2 separate regions of the Homo sapiens genome follow, and region 1 is linked to region 2. A link is an interaction called in ENCODE POLR2A ChIA-PET data of the cell type or tissue named here. Cell type or tissue: IMR-90. All regions are shown on one strand. Links, peaks and the distances in the headings refer to the core of each region. The heading gives the core; the rest is flanking DNA. Region 1 holds the start of LOC124901250 (a long non-coding RNA gene). Region 2 overlaps LYRM4 (LYR motif containing 4).

Region 1 (8,336 bases), core at 175-8,174, 660 kb after region 2:
AAAGGCAACTGCCCCTGAGTCCCTGTGGTGCTGAGGAAGGTAAGGAATGGGGACAAGGAGGACAATGACCATGCCCCAGAGCAGGCTTCTGAGGAGGTGTCAGGGAGGACTCTCCCCCTGTTTTCACAGGCCCCAAAGTTTGCTGGACGGGCCTGGTGGTGAGCAACAGCGTGGTGTGTTTGTGTTCTTGTGGGAGGTGGCAGGAAACAAGCCCAGAGTCAGGGGAGAATTTCCCCGGGTCACCCACAGGCTAGCACTCAAGACCCAGCAGCAGCACTGGGCTTCAAGCCACCAGCCATCCTCTCCAGATGCTGCTCCCTCAACAGGAGAGCAGAAGGCTCCATTCCACCCCACCATCAGTGCCTCTTCTCAGAGTGAAGCTCACTAACTTCTCAGAGTGAGGCTCACTAATGTTCACTAACTGAGCCTTGAAGCACACTTAGGGGAGGCAAGAAGGAGGAGCGCCAGGCCCTGAGTCCTGGGGAGAAGTGACGCTGAGCACCGTTTCTGTACTAAATGCACATGAATCAACTTGCCACTTCCTCTAGCTCAGGACTTGTCCCTGTCACCTTTTTTTTTTTGAGATGGAGTTTCACTCTTTTTGCCCAGGCTGGAGTGCAATGGCGTGACCTTGGCTCACTGCAACCTCTGCCTCCCGGGTTCAAGTGATTCTCCTGCTTCAGCCTCCTGAGTAGCTGGGATTACAGCCCCCACCACCATGCCTGGGTAATTTTTGTATTTTTAGTACAGATGGGGTTTCACCATGTTGTCCAGGCTGACCTCGAACTCCTGACCTTAGGTGATCCACCCACCTCGGCCTCCCAAAGTGCTGGGATTACAGGGGTTTGCCACTGTGCCCGGCCATCCCTGTCACCTTTAAACAGCATTGTCCACAGCTTAATGTCTGCAGGGCCAGAGCATGGCCTCTCTCCATGTTCCTGTGAAGAGCCTTCATTGGAATCATCCTGGGCCATAGAGCTTTAACGTGCTGTCCAGCTAGCCCCTCCACTAGGGCAGCAAGGAGAAAGAAGCTTATTTATTTATTTATTTATTATTTATTTATTTTAAGTTAAAGCAACAGCAACTCAACTAAATGGCAAGGAAACAAATCCAGACAGTCCCCCACTTATGATGTTTCCATTTACAATTTTTCAGCTTTACGATGATATGAAAGTGACATGCATTCAGTAGAAACCATACTTCTATACCCATACAACCATTATGTTTTTCACTTTCAGTACAGTATTCAATAAATTACATGAGCTATTCAACACATTATTATAAAATAGGCTTTGTGTTAGATGATTTTGCCCAATTATAGACTAATGAAAGTTCTGAGCACACTTAAGGTAGGCCAGGCTAAGCTATGATGTTGGGTAAATTAGGGGCATTAAATACACTTTTTAATTTTAATATTTATTTATTTAGAGACAGGATCTCACTCTGTCACCCCGGCTGGAGTGCAGTGGCTCCATCTTGGCTCACTGCAACCTCCACCTCCCGGGCTCAAGTAATCCTCCCACCTCAGCCTCCTGAGTAGCTGGGACCACAGACACGCTCCACTATGCCCAGCTAATTTTTGTATTTTTAGTAGAGATGGGATTTCGCTATGTTGCCTAGGCTGGTCTTGAACTCCTGAGCTCAAGTGATCTGCCTGCCTCAGCCTCCCAAAGTGCTGGGATTACAGGCATGAGCCACCATGCCTGGCCTAAAAATGCTTTTGACTTACAGTGTTACCTACCAACAGTGAGTTTATTGGGACATAGCCCCATCGTAAGTCAAGGAACATCTGTAAATCAATTAAAAAATGGACACAGGACCTGAACAGACATTTCTCAAGAGAAGACATACAAATGGCCAATAGGTGTATGAGAAAATATTCATCATTAATCATCATGGAAATGAAAATTAAAACCATAATAAGATAGCACCTCACACCTGCTAGGATGGCTAAGGATGTGGAGAAAAGCAAACCCTTGCACATTTGGCGGGGATGTAAGTTAGTGCAGCCATTATGGAAAATAATGTGGAGGTTCTTCAAAAAATTAAAAATAGAACTCCCGTATGATCCAGCAATCCCACTACTGGGGATATGTCCAAAGGAAATGAAATCAGTATGTTGAAGAGATATCTGCACTCCCATGTTCATTGAAGCATTCTTCACAGAAGCCAAGACAGGGAGTATCCATCAATGGATGAATGGAAAAAGAAAATATGATGTATATACACAATGCAATACTATTCAGCCTCTAAAAAGAAGGAAATCCTGTTCTTTGCAACATGGGTGGACCTAGAGGACATTAGGTAAGTGAAATAAGCCAGGCACTGAAAGCCAAATACGGCATGATCCCGGTTACACGGGGAATCTAAAAAAAGTCAAACTCATAGAAACAAAGAATAGGATGGTGGTTACCAGGGGTTGGGGGTTGGGGGGCTTGGGGAGATGTTGATGAAAAGATTAAAATTGTCATTTAGACAGGAGGAAGAATTTCAAGACATCTATTGTACAACATGGTGACTACAATTAATATATTGTATACTAGAAAATTGCTAAGAGTAGATTTTAAGTATTCTCATCACAAAAAATGTATGTGAGGTAATGCACGGTTAATTAGCTTGGATCAGCCATTCTACATGTCAAAATATCAAAACTTGCTGTACACACAAATGCATACAATTTTGTCAATTAAAAAAAGTTACGGATTTTATCTAGACAAAAACAAGAGATATAAGAGAACAAACCAACACCAGCAGCCACTGTGACCATTTGAGCCCACCCGTGGGGGGACTGGTACTTTACACGTGTTGTATCTTTTCTGGCTCTCTCTCTCCAACCCTGCAGGGCAGGTGGCATCTCTACTTAACCATGAGGGAACAGAGGCTCAGCCAGCATGTTGAGACACCAGAATTCAAAAGCCCAGTATCCTCCCAGGACTCCATTAAAGCAGATGTGCAGAAGGCAGTACGGCCGGAGCACAACCAATGCCCCTGGGGGAGGCCCACGGGACCGTTAGGAAAATAAGACAGGCACAGGAAAGAGATGTCCAGCGTCTGAAGACAAAGCCACAATGAAAGCCACCATTCTGGGGTTGGGAAGGTAAAGAACTTCAAACCAGATAAATGAAGACTGCAGAAGAAAGAGGAAGAAATGGAAGTTGCTCTCTGACAGGACAACATGAATTTGGCAAGGGGTGGATTAGGCCGAGTGCTATCCACGGTGATGAAACACAGCAGCCGGTAGTCATGAAATATTTATGAATGGGGAGAGGATGCTGCATTCTGCAGTGCAGCACAGGGGAAACCGAAGTTTCAAGAATACTGTAATAGCAAAACCCTCCATTAATTATCGGAAGCAAGCTGTAATGCCAGTTCCTATGGCAACAGGGTCCCCAATGGATTTTGTGCTTTTTTTTTTTTAAGCTGCTCCCATTTACTATGGTACATTGCATTTATTTTCTATCGGAGGTTTTGTGCTTGTCTTCTGCAAATGAATTCATCCTGTCCTCACAGTGGCTGGTGTGGAGACCGACAGGCTGGGGCCTGGGGAAGGTTAAAGATTATGCAACTTTGAGCTAAATGCTCTGTAAGCACATTGATGACTGCTATGAGCACCTTCACTTCTGAGGGGAAAAGGAGGGGAGGGCAGGAAAGAGGTGTGGAAGGGAATAACTAGGGTGCATGGCTAATTAGAGGGCATCTATCCCAGCCCCCACACGCATGGTCTTTGGAATCCAGGCTTGCACCAGGGAAGAGTCCTTGAACCCAGCTGGGCTCTCCAACAACGTGCCTGCTGCAGCTGCAGTGGAAGCTGATAATTGCTCAGAAAGCTCAGACACAGAGTCCTCTGGGGTAAGGGTGCTGGAGAGAACAGTGGCTTGGTTCCCAGAGGAGCAGGCTGCCCCTCCCAGAGAAGCACTCCACCTGTAGGCCCAATCTCTCTGCACCGCCCCCCCCCCCCACATTGCTTATCAGCTCCCCCTCAGTGTGAAGTGGGAGTTTAATCTGGTGGCCCTTTGAATGCGGGTCTTCCAGGGGAGATGTTCTGTGTTTGCCTGGCCATGGGCTGCTGTTCACAGAAACATTCTGTCCCAGGCCACAGGAGCGCCTCAGAGCCACCCTGGGGTGTGGGCGAAGCGGTCAACAGCGGCTTCCTCCATCCTTCCCCGGATGAATGACTGACAAGTTGATGGCGGAGCACCCCGCCGCTCACTCAGGAAGAGGCTGCCTCCAGGTGGGGAGCTTGTACGTTTCCCTCTCAGGGCTGCAGCTGTGGCTTGGGAGGTGTCCTGTCTTTTTGGTGGCCTCATGAGGGCTGTGTGAGTCCTGATAAATGGCATAGGATGGGGAGTCCCCTTAATGGGGGACAGTACAGGTCTCCTGTCCGTGGGGCTATTCCAGGTTAAAAATAGATTCTACCGCTGCAGAATGATTATGCTGGCTCTACTGTGCTTTCTAAGTCACCAAAGGGACTCACAAGCATGTGTGAGTAGAACTGGGAGGATGCCAGAAGAGGGATGAAATAAAAATTGTGTACGTATATGTTTCTTTTTGTGGAATTCTACCTGGAGCCATAGGAGTACGACTTACCACTCAAGAGAAAGGCTGTGCCCAGAGCCAAGGAGGAGCTGTGGAGACGTTTCTCCCAAGTCATCCGTTCTCCCTATTTAGACTTCAACCTTAGGACGGACCTTCAGGCATCCAGGCCACCTACTGACCTCTCTGGCATGGGTGGGAACCGGGAGCTCGTTGGTAAGCAGGAGGATTCAGGACTATCGAGCGAACACCACTTCCTCCGTGGCACGCACCGCGCTGTGTCTTTGGGCTCATCATCTCATCACCTCTGCACAGGAAGATTATCTCCCCCACTTCGTGATGAGGAAACGGAGGCTCCAGGAGGCAAGTCATTGCCCAGGCCACACTGCTCCTCAGAGGCAGAGCTGAGATCAGAACTCACTTCTGTCTGACCCCAAAGCCTGTGCCAAACGCCTTGCTCGCTGGCCTCTTGCAGGGAAGGGCAGTGTCCCATTGCAGCCAGGCCCCAGCACAATACCAGGCTCTGCAGGCCCTGCATCACTTTCCCAAGGCCCAAAGGGGGCACACCACAAAATGCTGGGGGTGTAGGAAGAAGATATCAGAAATTCTAGTTATGATTTCCTCTTATCCTAGTAAAATACCAACTTCTATGTCTGTGTTGTGATGCATTTATGAGCTCAGCAGCACATTTATAGAATTTATAAATCAATAAACCTTCACATTGTGGAATACATGCTCAAGTTTATTTTACTGATATTGGAAGTGAGCAAAAAGACTAGAGTATCATGTTCAAGATAGTGACCAGGGACCACCCCAGGGCTCCTCGGGGACCAGAAAGGATGGCTTGCCGAGGGTGGCCTCCATCTTCCCTGCAGCATTGTTTGTTCCCCGGGATCCTTCCAGGCCCGCTCAACTCTGATCTCAGTCCCCTGTGCATTTCTGTAGGAAGCTCGCTTTTACTAGACCTGAGAGTTCAGGCAAGCCCTGTACCCTCGGGAGGCCGGCTGTGTGCTCTGCTGTTGTTTGCTCTCTATGGGGGCTCTCCAGTGGTCCAGCGGGCATTACAGGAGCACAGGGAGGACGAGGGGAATGGAGAAGGGGGATTGAAGGGCACATACACTTAGACCCCCACCGGCCACCTACAGAAGGCCTGAGGGGACAGCCCTTTCTGAAGTGATGCCTTCCTCTGTTGGGAAGCCAGGAGCCTCCCCTGGTGGGACCCATGAGGCCCTGGGGGTGGGGCAGGGTATGTGGGACGGGCACAGAGCCCCTTCAGTTTCCTTCTCAGGCCAGAATCATAACTGTCCATGCATTCCTTAAAAGCAGAGAGGGACCCTCTTCTTCCCCATCCATCAACAGCCTTCAGAGTCTAATTACATGCATAGAGCTTCAGTTCCCTTCTCTGTAAAATGGGGCTAATACTAATAAGACCTCTTCAGGGCAGTGTGGGAAGTCAATGAAACTCCATCTCTAAAATCACCCAGCAGATCATAGGATCTTGAAGTAAGCACAGTGTTTGGCATACAATAGGCACTCATCAATGCTGGTTCCTTTCACTCTCTGCCACTTGCTGCCTGTGCATGAGTTAACGTCCCAATGCCTCAGTTTCTTCATTTTCAAATGAAAGATGATGCCTATCCTCAACTTCAGATGAGATCAGGCACGTTCAGGGTGGTATGGCCATAGACCCCAACTTCAAAACAACAGGCACATCCATTCAATTCAGGTAGCACCCACCAACTGTACCATGGGCTTAAGAGGCAGGAAGAACATGGTGTGAGCCCACAGCTTCGGGTCCTGTTGCTCACTCTCTGCACATCCTTGTGCAGTTATCTGGGGTCACTTGCTGGCCTTTTTGAGTCTCAGTTTTCTTATTTGTAAGCTGGGGATAGTCATATCTCATTAGATTTTTAGGAGGACTAAATGGGACAATAAATATAAAATGCTCAGCACAAAACTTAGTCTATGGTCAGTGCTCAACAAATATCAGTCACTGATAATAGTAGAACCACCTGGAAATGACACTGTCATTTCCAGGCCCTCATGAGGATTCTCATTTACTCGTCATACTAGCCCTGCAAAATGGACACTATTGCTTCCGTTATACAGATGAGGAAACTGAGGCTCAGAGAAGCTAAGTAACTTCTTCAAAGTTGCCCAGGCTGGGCGCGGTGCCTCATGCCTGTAATCCCAGCACTTTGGGAGGCCAAGGCAGGCAGATTACTTGAGGGGAGGAGTTTGAGAACAGCCTGGCCAACATGACAAAACCCCCTCTCTACCAAAAATATAAAAATTAGCCAGGCGTGGTGGCACGTGCCTATAGTCCCAGCTACTCAGGAGGCTGAGGCAGGAGAATTGCTTGAACCAGGGAGGAAGGGGTTGAGCATGCCACTGCACTTCAGCCTGGGCAATAGAGCAAGACTCTGTCTCAAAAAAAAATAAAAAAATAAAAAAGTTGCCCAGTGACAGAGCCAAGTCTTGCTTTACAAGCCTAGGCTCGCTCTCCTACACTAACTACCTGGCCCCATGCTGCCCAGTCCTGGGCTGGCTGCAGGAGGCTGCTGCATTACCCACCTCAAACCACACAAGCACTGGCAGTAACAAGAGGCCGTAGAGAACCTAGAGTTCTCCAGTGGGTGTGGTTCTCTGGCTGCCGTGGGCTGCCAGGGATCCCTTAGATCACAGACTCCACAGTTCTTTCTTGCCACCTCCAGAAGTGAGGCTGCAGCCCCATGAGCCAGGCAGCAGGAAGGGAGGAAGTCTCGCTTCTTGCCAGACACATTGTTTAACTGCAACAGTCAGTTCTCCAAAAACTCTGCCGGAAGTCCACCCCGGAAACTCAAGGGAGGAAACTGACTGCCTTCTTGGGGTTTTCTTAACTGTGCTTCGTTTTTCTGCTCTGCAGGAAAGATGCAACCTGGGCCAGAGGCCCCTGGAGGCTGTGCCTGACCCCAGACAGATCAGACAAACCCGAGCAGCCATTAGCAGCTGCATGGACTCCTTTGCACTGTGGGGCTGCTCCTGGGGTGCAAGATGTCTTTGTGTGTGTATGGGGTTCGGGGGCTGGGCTGGCTGACTTGCAAAGGACACGCTGTGGCCCAGCCCTGGGCAGCATCCAGCCTGCTTAGGTGGCCTTCTGGGGGCTTGGCTAAAGACACTGAGGCCTTTCTCTGTTTCACCTCCTTGTGCCAACTTGGCTGTGTGTGAATAAAGGAATCACAAGCACACGCCTCTCTGAGTTCACACTTGTGTAAAGTTGGACTGAAGAGCTTGGTGAATCAAAGTTCAAGAAGGGTGACTTTGCCGGACATGGTGGCTCACTCCTGTAATCCCAACATTTTGGGAGGCTGACGGGGAGCAGATCACTTGAACCCAGGAGTTCAAGACCAGCTTGGACAACACAGAAAGACCCTGTCTCTACAAAAAAATTTAAAAATTAGCTAGGTGTGGTGAGGTGTGCCTGTATTTGCAGCTACTCTGGAGGCTGAGGTGGGAGGATTGCTTGAGACTGGGAGGTTGAGGCTGCAGTGAGCTGTGATCATGCCATTGCACTCCAGCTTGAGTGACAGAGCAGGACCCCATCTCTTAAATTTAAAAAAAGGAAGAGAAAGGAGAAGGAGGAGGAGCAGGAGAAGGAGAAGGAGGAGGAGGAGGAGGAGAAGGAGAAGGAGAGGAAGAAGAGGAAGAGGAAGAAGAAGAGGAAGAAGAAAAAGGAGGAGGAGGAAGAGGAGGGGGGAGGGGGGGGAGGAGGAGAAGGGAGGAGATGGAGAAGGAGGACACCTCAGAAGCCCTAGATAAAAACA
Region 2 (8,336 bases), core at 244-8,243:
TGTATTAATTTTTTCCTTTTATGGTTCACTCTTTTGTGTCCTGTTTAAGAAGTCTTTGCCTGCTCCAAGTTTACAAAGGTGTTTTTTGTTTCCTCCAACACTTCATTGTTTCACCATTCCCATTTAAATCTACAATCCATTTCATGTATGGTATGAGGAAGGGGTCAAGACATCTTTCCCTTCAAATAGCAATCCCATTGGCTAAATCCATTTATTGACAAGGCCGTGCCATGCCCACTGCACTGCACGCCACCTTTGACATAATCAGGTGACTGTATAAAAGTGGGTTTCTTTCTGCAGGCTGTTCTGTTTCACCGATCAGTTTGCCTAGCCTCGCACCAACGCCACACTCCCTTCATTACCAGAGCTTTAGAACAGGCTTGGCATCTGGTGGCAGAAGCATTCCAACTTTTTTTTTTTTTTTTTAAGAATTCCTTGGCTGTTCTTGGCCATTTGCATTTTCATGTGAATTTTTGAATGAGCGTCTCAGTTTCTGCAAAAGAAAATTTGCTAGTCCCAGGACTGCATTAATTTTTTTTTTTTTTTTTTGAGATAGAGTCTCACTATCACCCAGGCTAGAGTGGCACGATCTTGGCTCACTGCAACTTCTGCCTCCTGGGTTCAAGCTATTCTCCTGCCTCAGCCTCCCGAGTAGCTGAGGTTACAGGCATGCACCACCATGCCTGGCTAATTTTTGTATTTTTAGTAGAGACTGGGTTTCACCATGTTGGCTAGGCTGGTCTCAAACTCCTGATCTCTGGTGATCCTCGGCCTCCCAAAGTGCCGGGATTACAGCATGAGCCACTGTGCCCAGCCTAGGACTGCATTAAATTTATATATTTGGGGAACATTAACAACTTTATAACATTGAGTATTCTAATCTATAAACATGGAATATGCTGTCATCTATAAATACATGAAAAGGCAATCATCTCGTTAGAGAAATTCAAATTAAAACCACCATATCCACTAGAATTGTTAAAAATAATACAGGAAATACCAAGTATTAGAAAGGATGTAGAAAAGCTAGAATACATGTTGCTGATGGGAATGCATTTTGGCATAACCACTTTGGACAACTGCTTGGTAGTATTTTCTACAGCTGGACACATATGCAAAATCTATGATCTAGCAATTCCATTCCTAGAATGACAGCTCACTAAAGATAAGTATCTGAAAGTTCACATTGGCACTATTCACACTAGCCCAAAACTGGAAACCCCCCAAATGCCCAGCAATAGTAAAAAGAATGAATACATTGTGCTTTATTCAAACCATGAAAAAACATACAGCTCTGAGGATGAACTGTCCACATCTACATGCAGCAATATGGATGAATCTCACAAATAATAATGAGCAAGACTGATCAGATTCCATCTAGATAATATATAAAGACAGCACCACTGTATGAGATTCCTTTTATAGAAGGGAAAAAACAGAAAAACCAACCTATTTCAGAAGTCAGGATAGTGCTGATTGGTGGTGGAGTATAGTGACTGCAAAAAAATTCTAGGTGTTTCTGGAGTGTCAGTAATGTTCCCTTTGTTTATGTGTATTCTGGGTAGATGATATCTTCAGTATATAAAAATCCATATTGGCCGGGTGTGGCGGCTCATACCTGTAATCCCAGCACTTTGGGAGGCCCAGGCAGGCTGATCACTTGAGGTCAGGAGTTTGAGACCAGCCTGGCCAATACGGTGAAACCCAGTCTCTACTAAAAATTTAAAAATTAGCTGGGTGTGGTGGTACACACCTGTGATCCCAGCTACTCAGGAGGCTGAGGCAGGAGAATCGCTTGAACCTGGGAGGCGGAGGTTGCAGTGAGCCGAGATTGTGCCACCACACTCTAGCCTGGGCGACAGAGTGAGACTGTGTCTCAAAAAAAAAAAAAAAAAAAATTTACTAGTGCCAAGAGAAAAAAAAAAGTTATTATGTTCTACAGAAGCTTTCAAAATTGTAAATTAAACATTTTAATGCAGTACTTTTGAATATTATATCTTTCCTCCTATCATGCTGAATTCTTTGTAAGCATACAATTAGAAACATTTTCTTTGTTACTAGTTGAGAAAATGGAGAAATAAAAGTTACACCATATTCCCAGTTTCAATCAGTTTGCCTTAATTTCCCATTCAAATGATCACTTATTGTTCCTACCTGTTATAGCAATTTGTCAATTGCTCTAGCGTGGACACAAGTGTATATCTGTGTTTATTTTTCAAAGAACTGTAATGCAATATCATAAAAAAGGCACAGCAGCTTTAAGTGTTCCTTCAGTTTTTGCAGATTAGTTACACAACTGTCCTTGTTCTAATTTGTTTTTCTCTAGTTTTGTGTCAATGCTAAACTAATCAGTAGATGCAATTACTGAATTCCAGGAGATTCATTTTTAGATATGACATAACCCAATTTCCCAAGAAACTTGTAACAAATGCAAGTTTATTTTTTTTTCCTATTTTTAATTTTTTTTTTTTGAGACAGAATCTCACTCTGTTGCCCAGGCTGGAGTGCAGTGGCGCGATCTCGGCTCACTGCAGCCTCCACCTCCCAGGTTCAAATGATTCTCCTGCCTCAGCCTCCCGAGTAGCTGGGACTAGAGGTGCATACCACCACACCCAGCAGATTTTTGTAATTATACTAGAGACGGGGTTTCACCGTGGTGGCTAGAGTGGTCTCGAATTCCTGACCTCAGGTGATCTACCTGCCTCGGCCTCCCAAAGTGCTGGAATTACAGGCGTGAGCCACCGCGCCCGGCCACAAATGCAAGTTTATATCCTTTTAGTTTCTTTTTTAGAAAATATGGTACTGTGATTGAGCTTCACATATAATTCACTAAAAAATTCTCAAATGAAACTACGAATTATGGAAGAAATTTAGATTATTTAAGCAAACGAGTATACTGAATGGCTAGATGGATAATTTTAGTGTTTTTTTTAAAATTATAAACTTATATAAAACTGTAATTATAACACATATTTCAATAAAAATAAATTCGGACACATGAGAATAGCAAGTGCCGTGAAGAGCTAACCTGAAGAATATGCTGTTCTGTGTTTGTATTTACCTCAGCTTTGGTAATGCATTAAAAACTTAAAATTTTTTAAGAAACACATTACAGTAACTATCACTACAAATAGACTGTGGTAGTTTTGAAAGCCGTTCATAGAAAAACTTTTAAAAACCACATCAAGTATTTAAAGGTTTCATTTAAGAAAGCACAGAAGTTACCTGACATGGCCATATCATGACATAAACAGCGGAGAGCTGAGTGTTTGACAATCATTTTAGAAAGCCCTGTCACGTGATACTCCAGCCCACTGTTTAAGCTGAATAGATCATGCAGTTATTCTTCATTTGTTTTCAAGGTATTCTACTGACTGTTGATTTTGGGGGCAGGGTAGAAAGAGAGCAGACAACATTATTGTATTGAAGCCTTTTCCTACTTGTCCTATTTGTTCTAGGATATCGGTCCAAGAGTAGAAGAGAGAAAAAACCGAGTCATTTTATCCCCAAAATAACCCACGTTGGGATGTATATTATCATCACCACATCAGGTGAGACTTAAGCACAGATGAAACAAATTATTGGTCTGGGTTTCACATGGTTACTTTTGGAGACAGGAGGAAAGTGATAAGTTGCTTAAAATCAAGGAGGAATGAAATATTCTTTTTCAAAAGCTCGCTTGGATGAACTGGGACCATTTGTATGTGAATGAATGAAAGTTGAATTATTCAGAGTGTTTGATTCTTTTCCTTCGATATAAGTTGTTATATTCAAGGGAGAGAAACAAACAACACGTATATACACCTGAAACTTGTCAAAACCAAAAAGCCATTCAAACCAAATCAGTCTTGAACTCCTGAGTTCAAACCATCCTCCTGCCTCAGCCTCCCAAGATGCTGGTTTTATAGGTGAGAGCTGCCGGCCCAGCCCAATGCCTGCTTTGATCACTGGCTTCCAGAAGTTCCTGTTGCCTGAATGATCAGCTGTACTCTCATCACCTGACCCAACCCATCATGAGGCTTGAGGCATTTTGTTCAGTTGGTGTAGATACCTTTTTCCCGTAAGTTCAAATACTTTAATTAAAACAAAAACCTTACATTAGTCTTTTTGTTGTCAGAGTAATATACGCAAGGGATAAAATTTTTAAAAGCACAGAAGGGCATAAAGTTAAAAGCTTAATTTTCCTTCTCTCTTATCCCTCTGGTCACCCTCCCCAAAGATAATCACCATTAATAGTCTTATACCAGAAAATGTCTTGTTCTATGCCTACACAAATACACAGAAACAGACTAATTCCTCCACACTCTTCACTGCCTTCCCTCTTCGCCTATTAATTCCTGTAACACTAATAAGTACACCATAATGTATTTACTTTTCATAAAAGCCTCTATTTTTCAATTCGTTTCATCTTATTTTGCCTTTTTAACAGCAACTCCTTTTATATCCATAATAGCACTTCATGTGGTGCTGGGCACGCAACATAAACGATAAAACCCCTGTCCGATGAATGTTCTTACATTCTGAATCACAAGTAGAATTCACCTTCCTTCTTCTCCTGTCAAGAAGGAGGCATTTCACACACAAACAATGCTGAGCTCGATGTTTCTTAATGGTGTACTCTTCATGGACAGGAAGTCCCTGTTTATTTGGGTTATTAGTAGCTGGGCTCTGATCCAGAGATCCATTTCTAGAGAAATACATTGCATTTTTTTTTAAGCTATGAATGGGGTATACACCTTTTTTTGTTTGCTAATTTGAAATACTCAGCTTCTGATATAACTATGGATAGAAAATAACTATTGCATCTTATACTACCGGGAAAAGACAAAGGAAAAAAAAACTGTTATAAAGCAAGGATGTGTTCAGAGACTAATGGGGCCATGTCAGAGGGACACAGGAACGGGGTTGCAAGGGCTCCCACTGGCGGATGTGGGACAATGTGAACATCAAAAAGAATAAGGATGGTCATGGATTGTAATGTGCTGAATAAGAGAGAATCCATGAATCTATCATGATACTTAAAAAAAAAAAACAAAAAACAGTGGGAGAAGAGAGAGGAAGGAGGAAAGAAGAAGCTCTTCTTTATAAAATAAGGCCAGCTACGTACAAAATCATCTTCTGCAACCACTCATGTAATAAGTAAATCAGGCAAGGGTGATCATCAATGGATGCAAAACGTGGGCAAAACTGCTGCAGAACAGGGTATCAACTAGGTTTCAAATATTACTTGTTAATGACAAGGAGAAAGAGAGATCTCAAGCAAATGCTGAAAGTTGGCATCGCCAATAATGGAACTCACAATACGTGCCTGCAGATGTGACAGAATGGGAAGCACACATCATGCATGCAGTATTCTTGCCAGAAATGTTTAACCTGAACCCAAGCATGACGACAATGAGACACGTCCAGACTGCAGGACACCTGGCTTGGGTTCTCCAAAACCAAAACATCACGAAAGACAAAAACAGGAGAAAGTGGGGGTGTCCAGATTACAGGAGATAAAACAAACATGATAGTCAAGGAGAGCCAATGGACTGACCCTTTACTGATCCTGGATGGGGCAGGGGCAGGGGCAGGGAAGGGCTTGGTGGGGAGTTTGGAGAAATTTGTATTGGATTGTATTTTCCGGCAATGGATAGTATTACTGCATCATTGATAAATGTCTTGGGTGTGACATAGGTACTGTGGTTATGTACGAGAACACGCTTCTTCTTAGGAGACGTATGTTGAAGAATTTAGGGGTGAAGTCTCATTACATGTGCGATTTACTTTCAAATGGCTCAGGCAAGAATATACTGCAAGAGTGACGGTGATAAAGGAGAGGGAGGAGGGCCAGGGCGTGTGTGAATGAGCAAGACCTGGCAAATGTGGCAAACAGTAACAGCTGGTGAACTGGGGAAGGTATATGGGTTTTCATTATATTATTATTTTTATTCTTGAAAATTTGCAATGTAAAAAATTAGGGGGAAAAAAGACAAATGTGCATTTGGCTTGTTCTTTTCTTCATTTTTAACTTTTTTTTTGAGACAAGTTCTCACTATGCTACCCAGGTTAGCCAGAAACTCCTGGGCTCAAGCGACTCTCCTGCCTCAGCCTCTAGAGTAGCGGTGATTACAGGTGTGTGCCACCGTGCCTGGCACTGACTTGCTCTTGCCTGAACACCAAACCTTATCACTTATCTGACAGCAGTCAGATCTGATCATTTTGGAATTCAATGGTGGAGATAAAACTGGCCAGAATAAGAACAAAAGGAAGGAACTGGCACAAACAAAATGCGTGGACAAAAGGCACCTGGGCACACAGGAGTATTTTCAAGCAGGAATCCCTTTTAAGATGAGGAATTACAACGGGACTTTAAATGACGGCCAAGAGTATAGTCAAATAAGTGGAACTGAGCAGATAACTATACAAGGCAAAAATGCAGTGAGCATGGGTTCTAAGGTTACAAATAAATTCAGTGAGTAGGCGAATTTATAAATATGAATAATGAGAATGAGAGTAGACAGTATGTGAAATACACACCTATTTTCATACATATACACCATACACATTTCCCCCTTTATTTAAAACTTCTTTTTCAACTTTGAAAGTGATTCTTGTCTTGGGATACAATTCACAATTTACAATTACACGCTGACTTATTCGCTTGCCTATTTACCGATGATTTTTCTCACTATTTTGTAAGATCCACAGATCACCTTGCATTCTGTGTCTGCTGTGAGCCTTCTATTGGGATTGGAGGGAGGGACCCATGACCAGTGTAGGAGGGAATGCTCCAACGGTAGGATAACTTGAGAAAGCTTTCAGAGAGACAAGCGTTTAAAAAGAAATGGCCAGCAAAGGTGCCGTGGAGGGGTATTACGGACAAGGTACAAACACGGCTATAGCCCAGGGTCACGCAGACAACAACTGGGCAGGCTGACAGAGCTGAAGTGTCAGGGATTTGGTAATGGTTGTGAAAGCAGAATTTTAGGAGAAAAGCCTAGCTTGGCTACAGTGTACAGTGTTGGTTGAAGGCTGAAGAGGTTATGGGATTCCCACCTGGCATCTTTGGATGCCAAAGGGTTTTGGATCTGAGAAAGGGGGCAAGGTAAATGTCAACATCAAATGTTTGTTTGAAAGCAAGCATTTTCATTTTATTTTCCCAGAAAACCTACTGGAATTAGCATACTGACCTATATACGAAAACCAATCATTAGGAAATAGCTAGAAATCAAAGACTTAACTGAAATCCATGGATTAGGTCCATGCCTTAGTGGAATTGTGTGTGTATGTGCACATATATATATATATGCATTTTTCAAGGGGAGTATCCAAAGCTTAGTCAGATTCACAAAGGGCCTGTGACCCAAAATATTCTTGGGTATCAAAAGAGCTTTCTCACTTTATTTCTTTTATTTATTTATTTATTTATTTATTTAATATTTTTGAGACGGAGTCTCGCTCTGTTGCCCAGACTGGAGTGCAGTGGCGCGATCTCGGCTCACTGTAACCTCTGCCTCCCGTGTTCAAGCGATTCTTGTGCCTCAGCCTCGCGACTTTCTTTCTTTTAAATAGGGCTACACGAGTAACAGGGTTTCATCCAGTCTTATACCACAAGAGTAACACAGCAGTAGAATGTTAAAAACAAACACACACCCTTTTCTCCCCAATTGGGGATGTATAAAATCCCTTTATACTGGGTATACATTTTGACCTATCAATTCTACTTCTAATAATCTATCCTAGTGAACAAAGATATAGGATTCACAAAGGTGTTCATCATAGCACCACTTAAAGAAGCAAAAGCTGAAGTGACCTAACGGTCCACCATTAGGGGTTGGCTCAACATATGATGGTTACTGCGTTGAGTGTACCCTATGTGTCCATTTTAAACTGATGATGCAGGCATATTTTTTACTGATGAAAGATGTTAATTTGAAATTAGGAAATAATAAAAGTAAGTTATAAATGATTAGTAGGATTCCATTTAAGGAAAACTATGCATTCATATTTATCTATCTGTGGAATAACATTTTGAAAGGATATACATGAAAATAATATTTCATGATAAAAAGATTATGAATATTCTTTCTACCCTCAAATATTATTACAATAACCACAGATTATCTGTGTAATAAAAAAGCAATACTTCCCTTAAGCCACCCCTCCTAATGCCAACCAAACCCCTAGTCATCCATCTACGTTACATCCCTCTCCAGCTCCTACCCTAACTCTCCTTTCCTGTCAGGCACAACACTAAAACACTGTTTCGGGAGAGTCCTCCATCCCTCCAGCTCCTATGTTTACAACTGTGAATCACTAAAGCCATTCAGCATCTAACATTTGGAAGACCT

Evidence for each region. ChIA-PET counts read pairs that join two places held together with the same protein. Peaks named below come from ENCODE experiments on the same cell type or tissue, not always from the same donor. Only the 100,000 strongest peaks of a DNase experiment are listed, where the experiment ranks them.
Region 1: POLR2A ChIA-PET joins it to region 2 with 10 read pairs; 2 of 35 experiments call an interaction of 5 or more read pairs at or near these places.

The regions. Positions count from the first base shown.
Region 1 is chr6:5,824,302-5,832,637 of GRCh38, forward strand. LOC124901250 (a long non-coding RNA gene) reads left to right here and starts at 2,242. Exons shown (of 2, transcript XR_007059424.1): 1 at 2,242-2,304; 2 at 2,843-5,262. In IMR-90, for the core only: no CTCF peak of the experiment used is centred there; no DNase peak of the experiment used is centred there.
Region 2 is chr6:5,163,090-5,171,425 of GRCh38, forward strand. All of the region lies in intron 2 of LYRM4 (LYR motif containing 4), which reads right to left. All of the region lies in intron 3 of LYRM4-AS1 (LYRM4 antisense RNA 1), which reads left to right. Among named protein-coding and RNA genes, the nearest start is that of MIR3691, 19 kb to the left of the region's middle. In IMR-90, for the core only: a CTCF peak has its summit at 4,898; a DNase peak (open chromatin) is centred at 4,602.